Linked DNA regions of Homo sapiens: regions 1 and 3 are each linked to region 2. Evidence: chromatin contacts called from ENCODE Hi-C data. All regions are on one chromosome and are shown on one strand. Each heading gives the region's core, a stretch centred on a gene start or an enhancer-like site at or near the end of the contact. The rest is flanking DNA. Distances are from core to core; before and after follow the strand shown. Region 1 has its middle 59 kb from the start of IL20RA. Region 2 overlaps STX7 (syntaxin 7). Region 3 overlaps MAP3K5 (mitogen-activated protein kinase kinase kinase 5).

Evidence for each region. Hi-C counts contacts between places; a loop is a spot of excess contacts on that map. Pooled maps may share reads with other maps.
Region 1: a loop to region 2 is called in a map with no recorded cell type, with 9 times the contacts of the local background. The contact joins two enhancer-like sites. A Hi-C loop is called at or near these places in 2 of 37 single-sample maps with no recorded cell type and 3 of 50 pooled maps.
Region 3: a map with no recorded cell type shows a loop between it and region 2 (22-fold over the local background). The contact joins two enhancer-like sites. A Hi-C loop is called at or near these places in 2 of 37 single-sample maps with no recorded cell type and 4 of 50 pooled maps.

The regions. Positions count from the first base shown.
Region 1 is chr6:137,101,404-137,105,580 of GRCh38, forward strand. No RefSeq gene overlaps it. Among named protein-coding and RNA genes, the nearest start is that of IL20RA, 59 kb to the left of the region's middle. Within about 2 kb of position 1,713, at least 5 of the 41 ENCODE cell types and tissues checked have a DNase peak (open chromatin) inside an H3K27ac peak, as active enhancers do.
Region 2 is chr6:132,493,240-132,497,196 of GRCh38, forward strand. All of the region lies in intron 2 of STX7 (syntaxin 7), which reads right to left. Among named protein-coding and RNA genes, the nearest start is that of STX7, 18 kb to the right of the region's middle. Within about 2 kb of position 2,517, at least 3 of the 41 ENCODE cell types and tissues checked have a DNase peak (open chromatin) inside an H3K27ac peak, as active enhancers do.
Region 3 is chr6:136,763,008-136,767,121 of GRCh38, forward strand. All of the region lies in intron 1 of MAP3K5 (mitogen-activated protein kinase kinase kinase 5), which reads right to left. It overlaps LOC124901410 (a long non-coding RNA gene), which reads left to right. Exons shown (of 2, transcript XR_007059786.1): 2 at 834-1,032. Among named protein-coding and RNA genes, the nearest start is that of MAP3K5-AS2, 19 kb to the right of the region's middle. RefSeq lists enhancers at 613-662, 943-1,052, 1,723-1,772. Within about 2 kb of position 1,529, at least 7 of the 41 ENCODE cell types and tissues checked have a DNase peak (open chromatin) inside an H3K27ac peak, as active enhancers do.

The DNA.
Region 1 (4,177 bases), core at 463-2,962, 4.6 Mb after region 2:
AGCCTCTGACATTGGTCACACCACTTAAGCCCGCTGAGCCTGGAGTCTCAATACCTTTTTCCTTTTGAATGGCAGAGAAAAACAAAACAATACACTTGGAAATTACTCCCTCAGGGCTTTTGGGACAGCTCCTTTTTTTTTTTTTTTTTGCCTGAGCCCTAGAAAGGGATCTGAGGAATTTTCAATTAGAAAGTGGGAGTATACTCCAACATGTAGATGACCTTCTTGTATGTAGTCCAACCCAGGAGGCATCTGACCAAAAAACCTTAAAACCATTTTGCATTCCCCGGCACTCGAGTCAGAAGAGTACGTGGATCTGCCACTAATGGGTGGGCTGGGATCACGACCTCATTCATTGCCCTGAGCTCCTGTACCATATGGTATTCCCCCAAAGGCTTCAAAATGGTCAAAATGAGGGTATTACAGGGAGAATTACAGGATTTCAGAAGTCCACGGGCAAGCAACCCCTTAACTACAGACACTATGCCCTTTCTTGCTTCCAGCTTAATTGGGTATTGTTTTCTGTTGGGAAAATGACTGGGGTCTTTGAGCTGTATTTTGATGGGCACTGCCATTCTAGCCCTTCCAGCCCTCCCAGTACACCATGCTCGTGGGTTGACCTGTTTGTGTACAAATGCGACTGTCAAGGATGCCATAAAACTCATAGACAAGCTTAGGCTGCTGTCATATTAGAACTCATCATATAAATGAATTTAAGGCCAAAACACTCAATGAATGTTACATTTATGACCTTCTGAAGTTGCCCTTTGACCCAGCATCACCTTGGCCATTTGTATCCCCTTGAGCCTCCTTCCCTCCCCATCTAATGGACAGTGGAGTAGCAAAGGCTCATGTCCAGTGGTTGAGATGATTTTTGCAGTGCTATGCGTGCCATGGGCAAGGGTCAGGGCAAAACTTTGACCCTGTTGATCCCTTCTCACCCCCTCCTTCAGCTTTACTCATTTCTCCTGGGCCTGTGTGCCATGTTTGAATGCCCTCAATTTCTCACCATGTCCTGCTCAAAGACCGTATTCACTGATGGTGCGCTGGCTTTTGGTATTATAAAGATTCCCAAATTCCTCTGATCATAAGAATCACCTGGGCTGCTCATCTTGTAATTCTGAGTCAGAAAGTTTGGGGTGGGGCCTGCTGATCTGTGCATTTAACCAAGACTCTGGGTGAGTCTCATGATCACATGAGTCTGAGACACATGGATTTAATGACTATGAAAGTTGAAAGATGCCCCTGAGATCATTTAAACCAGTGGTTCTCAAAGTGCAGCTCCCAACCAGAGCATCAGTGTCACCTGGGATTTGTTAGAAATGCAAATTACTGACTCTATGAAAAAGGAACTCTGGAGGTGGGGCCCAGTTCCCTGTGTTTTCACAAGCCTTCCAGACAATTATTGCATAGGCTAAAACTCCAGACTTGCTGATGTAGACCATCTCTCTCCTGTTATCCTCTATTTTACAGATAAGGAATGTTGGCACTCTGTCTATCACTTTGGGACCTTGGGTGTTGAAGTTGGGGAGGGGGACAAGTGCTACAATCCCTAGGTGATTGTGAACAGGGTGAGAAGAGAGATGGTAGAGGGCTCCTGAGAATGGGCCATCAGTGGTGTGATCCTCAGCTTCCAATCCCTATTCTCTGAGCCTGAGGTCTTATCTGTAGACAAGGACTCATGTTTGCTGAGGGTGCTGCTAAAAGACACCAGGTGTCTGAAGGGCCAAACCTTTGTGGTAAACCAGAGCTTAGATGTTTATAGTAACTCTCCACTAAGAAATCCCCTGAGAACCCAGCCACCAAGAAGCCCCAGTTCCTCTAAAGAAAGACATGTCTCACTCTCAGAGAAGTTTCAGCTCTGCTTTTGGTGGTTAGTGCCTGCCCATTCTCAGGATGGTTCATGAAAGAGTCTTCTACTTAGTGCTGTGGAATAACCATCTGAAATTGTAAGCTGTGGGTAGATAGTACTGTGGTGTAATCACACATCTTCCTGTCACACTGGTGGGAAGGATCAAGGGTTCAGCATAGTTCAGCCATCCCTGTTATTCTCAAAACCAGTGTTCCCAAACTTCAGTCATTTGGCTATAATTTTCACAATGTTTCTAAATTCAAGTACAATATGTATTGTCGTTTTATCTAATATTTTTCACTTGCTCAACTTAAAAAAACTAAGAATATTTTCAAATTTTCAAAATAATTATGAAGATAGTACAGAGAGTTCTCATATATATACCCCACGCCTGGTTTCCCCTATTGTTAAAATCTTATATTAGTATAGTACATTTGTCATAAATAATGAACTAAATTAATTGATACATTATTGTTAACTAAAGTCCATGCTTTATTTAGTTTTTACTTAATGTCCTTTTTTTTCTTTTCTGTACCTGGATCCCATTTAGGGTACCACATTAAATTTATTCATCACATTGTATTTGGGTCCTATTCCAGACCTAACAAAAAGTGGACTGATGCAAAAGAATGACACTCTGGTTAAAGCTATTGCTGTGAGTATTAAAGCCCTTTGTCTCTGATCCAAGAGTCTCATGTCTTCTGCCAGCATCTAAGAAACACTGACAAGTCAATTAGTTAGTTTCCAGGTAGGGTAAAGGCTTAGATATCTTACAGTTCTTGAACTTTTTTGTTGCACAATTGAAGTATTCAAAAAGGGTAAAAAAAATCAAGTTTTTAAATATTTAAACTAATTCAATTAAAGTATAAAAGGCCACTTAAAAGTGATGGTTAAAAGTTGCCAGATTCATAAACAAAGTAATAAGGTTTATGAGTTGGACTTAAAAATTCAAGGAATAATGAGGAATTTAAATTTGTAATTTTAATAAATAAAGTATTAATTTAAGAAAATCACAGTATCCCCTTAGTAATTTTTCCTGTCTATAAAAGCCCCTATCAAGGATGCCACAAAACTCATCTAGATAAGCTTGGGTTGTCATATTGGAACTCATCATATAAATAAATTTACCCAAAATTGTTTATGACCATGAATGACAAAGCTTTACTGTGCTCAAGCACATTTGCATTTTAGAATAAGATAAACAGCTTTGTTCAAAGAATGAAAGTCTAATGGTGAAATTTTGCCGCCATTGCAGGGCTAGTGCCCCTCATGTCACATTATGAGGTTAGCTTCTTTTACAGATTCAAAGGATAAAACAAGGGCCCTCTACTTTGTCCCTGCTGAATTCTCGAGACCTAGAACAGGCACATAATTGATGCTTATTAAAGATGTACAAATTAATGATCAGATTTTAGCCAGGGCCAGATTTCAGTTTTAGAAACATCACTCTGGCTGTAATATGAAAGTTAGATGGAAGAGGTAACACTAGAGAGGAGACCAAGCAGGAAGTTGGTGGCAAACCCTGACAGTAGACACACGGCCATGGCTTCCAGGGTTTTGGACTAAAATCCTACCCTCTTCAGGAAATAACTAGTCTCATTCTGGAAAACATCTGTTGGCTTATTAGTGGTCTCTGAGGGAGGCTAAAAGCCTGACCCTGGGGTGCCCTGTGACCATGTGGCCCATACTTCTCATCATGAATGGGTCTTCTCTGGACCATTAAACCATGAAGCAGGAGGAGCATAGCAAGACTGGATCCAACCTTACAGCACAAATAAAACTGCAGGATGTCAAGGATCAATGGACAAGGTGACCTGTTCTGTGGACATGTGACCTACTCAGTTTCACACTCTGGCATTTTCTCAATGTGCTCGTGAGCAAATGTCTGTGCAGTAAGGTCAGGGGTCCCACATGGCTCAGAAGAATAGGCCTCCTCTCACTGAGGCTGACTTGGCTGCTGCAGGCCTGAGTGTCCCGTCAGTCAATGGCAGGAAGCAGCCCGTGAACATCTTGGAGGGGGCAGTGATTTGTCCTCAATGGGGGAGACACATCCAGATTTGGGTTTGCCTTCTGAGCCCATCATACTCATGTGACTTATTGAATGTCTTATTCACCAGGGTTTTTTACCAAAACACTGCTTCTGATTAAGAACTCAGTTGGCTTTGGGTCTGCTTACTTCCAGTCAGTACCTGGGCCACTGACCACTCTCAATGTTCTTTTCTGCACGTGGATATTCAGGCTGACCTATTTCCTGGCTTGTAGGTTTGACACACTTTTCTTTCCTGTTTGAATCGTAGGTACCTTGAAGCTATCTGAAAAAAAAAA
Region 2 (3,957 bases), core at 1,267-3,766:
ACTTCTAGTTTTTTCCTAAGCAACTAATAGGCACACCAATTAACAATTGCTTTAAGAAAAAAAGTTTGGATTAAGTATAAAGGGCAATCACTGTTTGATATGGTTTGGCTGTGTCCCCACCCAAACCACATCTTGAATTGTAGCTCCCACAACTCCCACATGTTGTGAGAGGGACCCAGTGGGAGATAATTGGATCATGAGGGTGGTCATTCCTGTGCTGTTCTCATGATAGTGAATAAGTCTCATGAGATCTGATGGATTTATAAAGGGGAGCTCCCCTGCACAAGTCCTCTCTTGCCCATGGCCATGTAAGAAGTCCCCATGCTTTTCCTTCGTCTTCCGCCATGATTGTGAGGCCTCCCCAGCCATGTGGAAATGTGATCCATTACACCTCTTTTTCTTTATAAGCTACCCAGTCTCAGGTATGTCTTTATTAGCAATGTGAGAATGGACTAATACACTGTTTAATAAAAACATTGTTCAGTAATTGGTGAAAACAACAAAAAGGGATCAAAGAGATGAGGACCATAATTGCCAAAATCACTACAGGAAACCAAAACTAAATGCCAAGCTTAACTTATACTGTTCGATTCCTACTTCAGCACCAAATCAACCAAAATGTACAGAGGGACAGCCTCACAGGGCAGTTGAGTAGCCACTACACAACTAACCATGAATATGTGTAATCAAAGAGAAACTACCCTGTCATACAATTACTGAGCATAGATCATGTTGGAAAATAACTAGTCATTATTATAGAAATTCTTAAATAAATGTAGTATCAAAACATACACATGAGGATTTTTATCACATGGTCACCATGACACTTTATCTACAGAGAACTCAGAGGATTCATTTGTGGAGGCACCACAAATGGTTAGGTTCTCAGGTTTTTAAACATATACACTTAGGATAAAATGTCTGTTAATGAAGGATTAATTAAAATCATTTAATGGCATAACCACATAAAAAAGTAAGCAACCAATAACAAGAGAAAAAAAAAGTAAGCACCAAAAAACCTGTATAGTGTGATCTCAATTTCATTAAAAAATGAACGAATAAAATTATGTGTAAATACTTCTGTAGCCAAGACATGAGCCCTTTATCTCTGGGGGCCAAGGTTTTAGTAGGAAAGTAAAAAAATAAGTAAACAATAATAGTACTTTAATTTACTGATAAAAGGCAATATAAAAACAAAACAGGTTAATGAGAAAAAGAATGACTGGAGGAAGCAAAATGATAAGGCAGGGAAGACATTGCTAAACAAGTGAGCTTTGGGCCCTAAGACCTGAATGCCAGAAAGAAACCAGTTACATGTAGATCTGGGAAGATGTCTGAAGCAGAAGAGGAGCAAGTGCAAAGGCCCTGAGGTGAGGATGAGCTGACTGTTCACTAAGCAGAAAGAAGATCTACCTGGTGGAATGTGGAGCAGCAGAGCAGCACCATGGGAGAGAGTGGTAGTTGACAAGTGGGGGCAGGGATCAGATCTTGAGGATATTGTGGGGCATGGTGGGGATTTATATCTGATTATAAAAGCCACAGAATTTAACTGTTGCCTTTCAAGCTATAGGATGACATGATCTGATTTACAGTTTTACAGGTTTACCTTGGCAACTATTTGGAGAAGACGGAAAGAGGCAGGAATGGAAGTGAGGAGAACAATTTGGAGACTGCAGTCATCCAAAGAAATAGCAGCAGCTTGAGCATATGTGGTAATGGCAGAGATGGAGAGACACAGACAGATCTGACCGGTAGAACCACTAAGATTTACACTTAGATTAAACAGAGGGAGTGAAGACACCCATTACTATGGTTTGGGGTTGGAACCAAGGGTAAGAAAGTTCATGTTCAGGGCAGAAGCATATGTATGGTTCACAGATAGGAGAGTGAGGGATAAAGCTCCTTGAAGCATCTTGGAGCCACATCTTAAAGATTTAGTTCATAAAACAAAGAATTCACTCATATCCGGCCATAAACACCATGTTCAGTCATAAAGGAAAAGTCACTGAAGAGAAGAAAAGTTGTCACACTCTGTTAAAATTTCCTTGGACAAGATAGCAACTTTCACATCTATCTCTGTTTTATGTTAGCACCTTAGGCATGAAGAAAATCACAATGAAATAAAAACTACTGAAGTTTTTCTCCTCTAAGTGGGGGAAAAAACCATCCAACCACATTTTCAGATGTGCAATCTTAGACATAAATATTTCAAACAGCATTTTAGGAGGAGGGAAGCAACAATTTTTCAACTCTTTTTCCTTTAATAAACTGCCTTCCCATCCCACCAACAGATTACCCCAGAAAAAAAGGAAACATTCTTAATTCCTGAGTAAATATATGGTTCCAGTAAATTCATTAATTTCTCAGGACTGGAGCTCCTTTTTTAAAAAAATATTTGCCCTGGCACCAAAAAAAAAAGTGATAATATTAGCTTCCCTTTTGTGCAGTCATGTGTTAAAATGCAAAAACAAGTGTCCCCTTCACCAGACCCTAACTAATTAAAAGAACTGTGATCATTCTAAAAGTAACAAAAGGGCTCACACTTTTACATAGACTTTTAATTTCATCTCAAAGAACCTTATGGGGACAGGAGCCATGCACCAATTCTTAATAAACAATTTTGAAAAGTATACTTGCAGCATAGGAAGCTAATTATAACACAGAGAAACCAAAAACATCTGTTTCGATTTTAAACTAAAGTCTATGCTGAACTAATACCTTTAATCTGTAGGAGAGATGATTAAAAATGAAACAAGTGAAGATTCAACAAAAATATTTTTCAGTCACCTTCTCTTAGCACTTAAAAGCTTACGTTCATACTTTATGTGCCCCTAGAAGGTTCTGTCTTTCCAAATTTTCTGGAAAAAACACACATCCACAAGCCCATGTGATACATGATGCATATTTTAGCAGAAACTTCTATACTCATAAATTCTGATGAGTAGATTTTATGTTTCCAATATATCTGTTTTATTCACTTTCCAACTTTAGCCACACTACATCTTCCTCTTTCAGGTTATTATTTTAAAAAAAAATACTCAAATGCGAGAATTCACATTAGCACTAGTGGAAAGGCTTACTATGTTATTTAGGAGTTAGGGAAATTTTTATCTCAAGGACTGTGTTTCATAGCTATTCTCATTTCTATTCACCAATTTCCTTCAATACAAAATTTTGTTAATTCTGACAGGATACAAACCTCTGTGCCCCAGCTTTCCCATCTCCTAACACTTAAAAATAATACATAAGCCTTGGTGGAACTCTAGCTAGTCTTGAGTGTGATGGCTTCTTCAATTATGGGATTTTATGAGCATGCATTATGGATTCAGATATGGCAATCAGCCTCTTAACAAAACATAGAATAATCTTGTACCTGTTAGAAGAGTTTCGGGACTCTTAAAAAACTTTGGTTAGAATTATTGCCTGTTAAAGTTTGAAGAGACCATAACCTAGCCCACAGAAAATACACATGAGAAAACCATGTCTTGGAAGGTTCGAGAGCTTACTCAAGGTCACACCGCTATTTGGATCTGATTTCAGGAAATGTACATGCAATCACATACAGCTTGCTTGATTAGAAATGTTTCCGATTATCTCATTGATTTCTTTAGCTCAGCTACACTCTAAAAACTCTGATTCTAATCAGAGAATTGCAAAGTAAATCATGAGAAACCTATGACTAAAATGAATAAAAAGCTGTAAACATCAAATGTTGACAAGGACTTTGAGCAGCACAAACTCTGATACACTGGCTGTACTCATATCTGGTACAACCACTTTAGGACACTGTTTAGCTGTTATCCACAAAAGCTGAACATAAACATATCCTATGAGCCAGTAACCCAATTCCTTCACATACATGCACCAAAAGAACATATAAGAATGTTCTGGGAAGCATTGTTCATCCTAGCAAAAAATAAAAACAAAATCAAAAACTGGAAACACTACAACCAGTAG
Region 3 (4,114 bases), core at 279-2,778, 4.3 Mb after region 2:
ATTTATTTTGAGACAGGCTCTCACTCAGTCACCCAGGCTGGAGTGCAGTGGCACAGATCACTGCAACCTCCACCTCCCAGGCTCAAGCCGTCCTCCCACCTCAGCCTCTCAAATAGCTGGGACCACAGGTGCACGCCACCATGCCCAGCTAATTTTTTCATTTTTTTGTAGAGACGGGGCATCACTATGTTGCCCAGGCTGGTCTCAAACTCCTGGTGTATCTTTTTAAAAGGTAACCATCTCTGTTTTCCTGCATAACTAGTCATCTAAGATGAAGTCTTGGATGAGTAAACAGGATTTTTACAAGATTGTTCATTGCCTTCTCTACTTCAAACATCAGCAGGGTAGATCTTTAGCTGTCTTGTCTCTGTTCAACCATTTAATCTCAATATGCCCAAAGATGTGGGGAAACAGGTCAGTTTACAAGCATATGCTCTTCTGACTGGTTAGCAAAAAGTCTCAGGTGCAGTATTCTGACAGTGTGTTTTCTACCCACCCTATCTATAGAAACTGAAAATTTACAGAGGGAAAAAAAAGTTTTCACGCAAAGCTTATTCTTGCTGAATCTATTCAGGTACCTTCTATTTTGAATTTCAATTGCTACTTTTTCAAAATCTGATGACTGTTCTCAAGGCCTCAGTTTCCCTCTATGACTTGGCTATCTGATGGATGCAAAACAGGCACAGAGCTACTGCTGTGGTTTGAACAGTTGTCCCCTCCAAGTGTCATGGTGAAATTTAATCTCCAATATGGGCGTATTGAGAGGTGGGGCCTCTAGGAGGTGACTGGGTCATGATGGCTCTGCTCTCATGAATGGATTAATCCATTAACAGGTTATCGCAGGAGTGGGACTGGTGACTAAAGAGGAAATGAGACCTAAGCTAGCCTCCTTGCCATGTGATACTCTGCACCACCTTGAGACTCTGCAGAGAGTACCCACCAACAAGGAAGCTCTCACCAGATGCGCCCCCTTGACCTTGGACTTCTCCACCTCCAGAACAGTACAAAATAAATTTCATTTCTCATAAATTACTCAGTTTCAGAAATCCTGTTTAAGCAACAGAAAATGGACTAAGCTACTGCCCTGCTGATCAGCCAGCCACCTGTACATGTGCACACCCAGATGACATATGCAAGAATGTTCAGACCATGGTAGATGTTTCCAAAGATGGCCCCCATCAAGTCCTTACCCCTGTGCATGCATATGCCCCTTCTCCCATTCAGTTACCCCCCTTCCCTTGAGACTGAGTTGGTGCTGTAACTGCTTTTACCAATAGGATGCAGACAAAAATAATGTTCTGAGAATTTCGAGATCAAAACCTAACAGACTGATAGCTTCCATGTCCTTCTTCTTGGAACATTCACTCATAGAATGCTCCCTCTCAGAACACAGATACCATGAGAGAAGTCCAACCGGGTCATGTGGAGAGGCCACATGGAAAAGAACTGAGGCCCAACAGCCCACACCACCTTCCAGTCATGGGAATGAACCTTATTGGATGTTCCAGCTTTGTCAAACCCCCAGATGGCTTCAGACCCAACCAAGTTTATGTGAAACAGAAGAGTCACACAGCTGAACCCACTCAACCCACTAAATTGTGAGAGATAATAACAGGTTGTTGTTTGAAGCCACTACACTTTTTTGTGGTTATGCCGCAACAGAAAAATGAAACGCAGACCTCTCAAAATCACAAGTCCACACTGTGAATATATAAATTTTAGCAAAGCACCCACTATAGGCCTGCTTCTTTAATATATATTTTCTCAGTTAATGCTCAAAACTATGCTAAGACATCAGCTTTCTCATGGCAGAGAGATTATGTAAGAGGCAGAACTGAAACTCAAGGCACACTTCCTGGCCCTAATTGATGTGTTTGTCTCACTGCATCTCAGAAGCTGGGACAAGTGACTCTGCGGGGTCAATTCTCAGCTCTCTGAACATGTATCTGCTTTGGGGATCAGTATTACCATGTGTGTTTTCAGGATCATGCTCTTCTATCATGTAGCCACCAATGTGCGGCAATGGAGAACTTTTTATACAGTATCCTAACAAAAATTAGGAAGTCATCATTAGATTCCCCCAATCAAATGTATAAGACAGTACAGAAACATAATAAAAGCACATCTAAAAGCCTCTTGGTAGATTCATGCATCAGATAAGATGATGGGTTATACAAACTCTGAAGTCCTTTTTCTTCCAGCAATCTATGACCTGCCAAGCGCTGTGCATAATTCCTTACGTGCATGATCTCATTTAACTTTCTCAATAAGCCTATACTTATAAAGCAGAAACTGTTTTCTTTAGAGGTCTTTGGGGTCTTACTCTGTTACCCTGCTTGGTATGCAGTGTGCAAACACAGCTCACTTTAACCTCAAACTCCTACACTCAGGACATCCTCCCACCTCCACCTCCTGAGTAACTGGAACTACAGGCAAACACCACCGTGAGCAGCTAATTTAACTTATTTATGTATTTATTTTTTATTTGTTTATTTTTATCTTTTTTTATTTTTTTATTTTTTTGAGACAGAGTCTCGCTCTGTCGCCCAGGCTGGAATACAGTGGCGCCATCTCGGCTCACTGCAACCTCCACCTCTTGGGTTCAAGCAAATCTCCTGCCTCAGCCTCCCAAGTAGCTGGGATTACAAGTGCCCACCACCATGCCTGGCTAATTTTTTTTTTTTTTTTTTTTTTGTATTTTTAGTAGAGACAGGGTTTCACCATGTTGACCAGGCTGGTCTCGAACTCCTGACCTCAGGTGATCTGCCCGCCTCCACCTCCCAAAGTGCTGGGATTACAGGTGTGAGCCACTTTGCCCGGCAGTAACTGCTTTTATCTCCACCTTATAGATGAGAAAACTAAGGCTTAGAGAAGCAAGAACACAGAAATAGTAAGTGGCAGAGCCAAGATTAAACACCACAGGTCTCCCAGATCCACAGTCTAAATTTTGTCATAAAATATACAGTTTCCATTCCTGCACTAGGAACATAATTTGTGGACTTGCTTGGATTATACATATTCCAAGAAATTGTCCCAACTCCCAAAGAGCCATCCCAGCTGCACCACAGGTCATGAGGTGTGCAAGAATCTATCTGGTACAGCATAAAACCATGGAAGCTGCAGGTAAAGCCAGAACCCAAGCCAACTTCCACTTCCCACCCTGGGGAGAAGTTGGAGACTGAGTGTATAAACACTAAGCCTACAAATCTGCACCAACTGTTCTATGGAATAAACTTCTGAATTGCAGCTCTAGTTTATCTTTCAGAACAAGGCCAAGCAATAACTCCGTAAAGAAATGCCTACAAGGATGACCTCTGGAAACACTTCATAATTTAAAAACCAGAATAGCTGGGCACCACTGATCCCACAGCCAAGTAGGTCAAGGCTGTGGCCCCTGCCAGTTCTACAAATTCATATCTGCTTTATCTGAATTCATTCAGGGTCATGAATAGAAGGGTAGGTTATCTGAAGTTCTGACGTCTTCCCTTCATTACCAGACATACCAGCCAACAACTGGGTTTTAGGGTACTGAGTACAAGGACATCTGGCTCAACAAAACTGAACAAGTCAGAATTTGCGGTTGGGAACAGAGGTCATTAAAGGATTTACACAGCAAAGAGCATGTCAGTGTGATCTCCAAATTTAAGGTAACATTTCAGAGAAGGTTTCATATCAGATCAACATAAAACCAATTTAAATCTATAATAAACTCCATTTCTTCATCTTGTATCTTAATGCTAAAATGTACTCTGCAAAACACAGGATGCTAAACTATGCACCCTGGATATATTCACAGATAGGAATTACTTCCAGAAAGAGCATGAACTAGTAAGCATATTACAGGAAAATTAATTTTTATAAGTTTTTTTCTTACAAAAATCAGAGTCTTTACACAGTATCCTAACAAAAATTAGGAAGTTTCATTAGATTTCCACTATCAAATTTACAAGGCAATATAGAAACATAGTAAAAGCACATTTAAAAGCCACTTGGTAGATTTATGCATTAGATAAGGTGATAAATTATATGACCTCTAAAGTTCTATTTCATATATGTATATATATTTGCATAAGAAACTAAATCACAAAGGACAAGTTTATCTCTATAATAAATC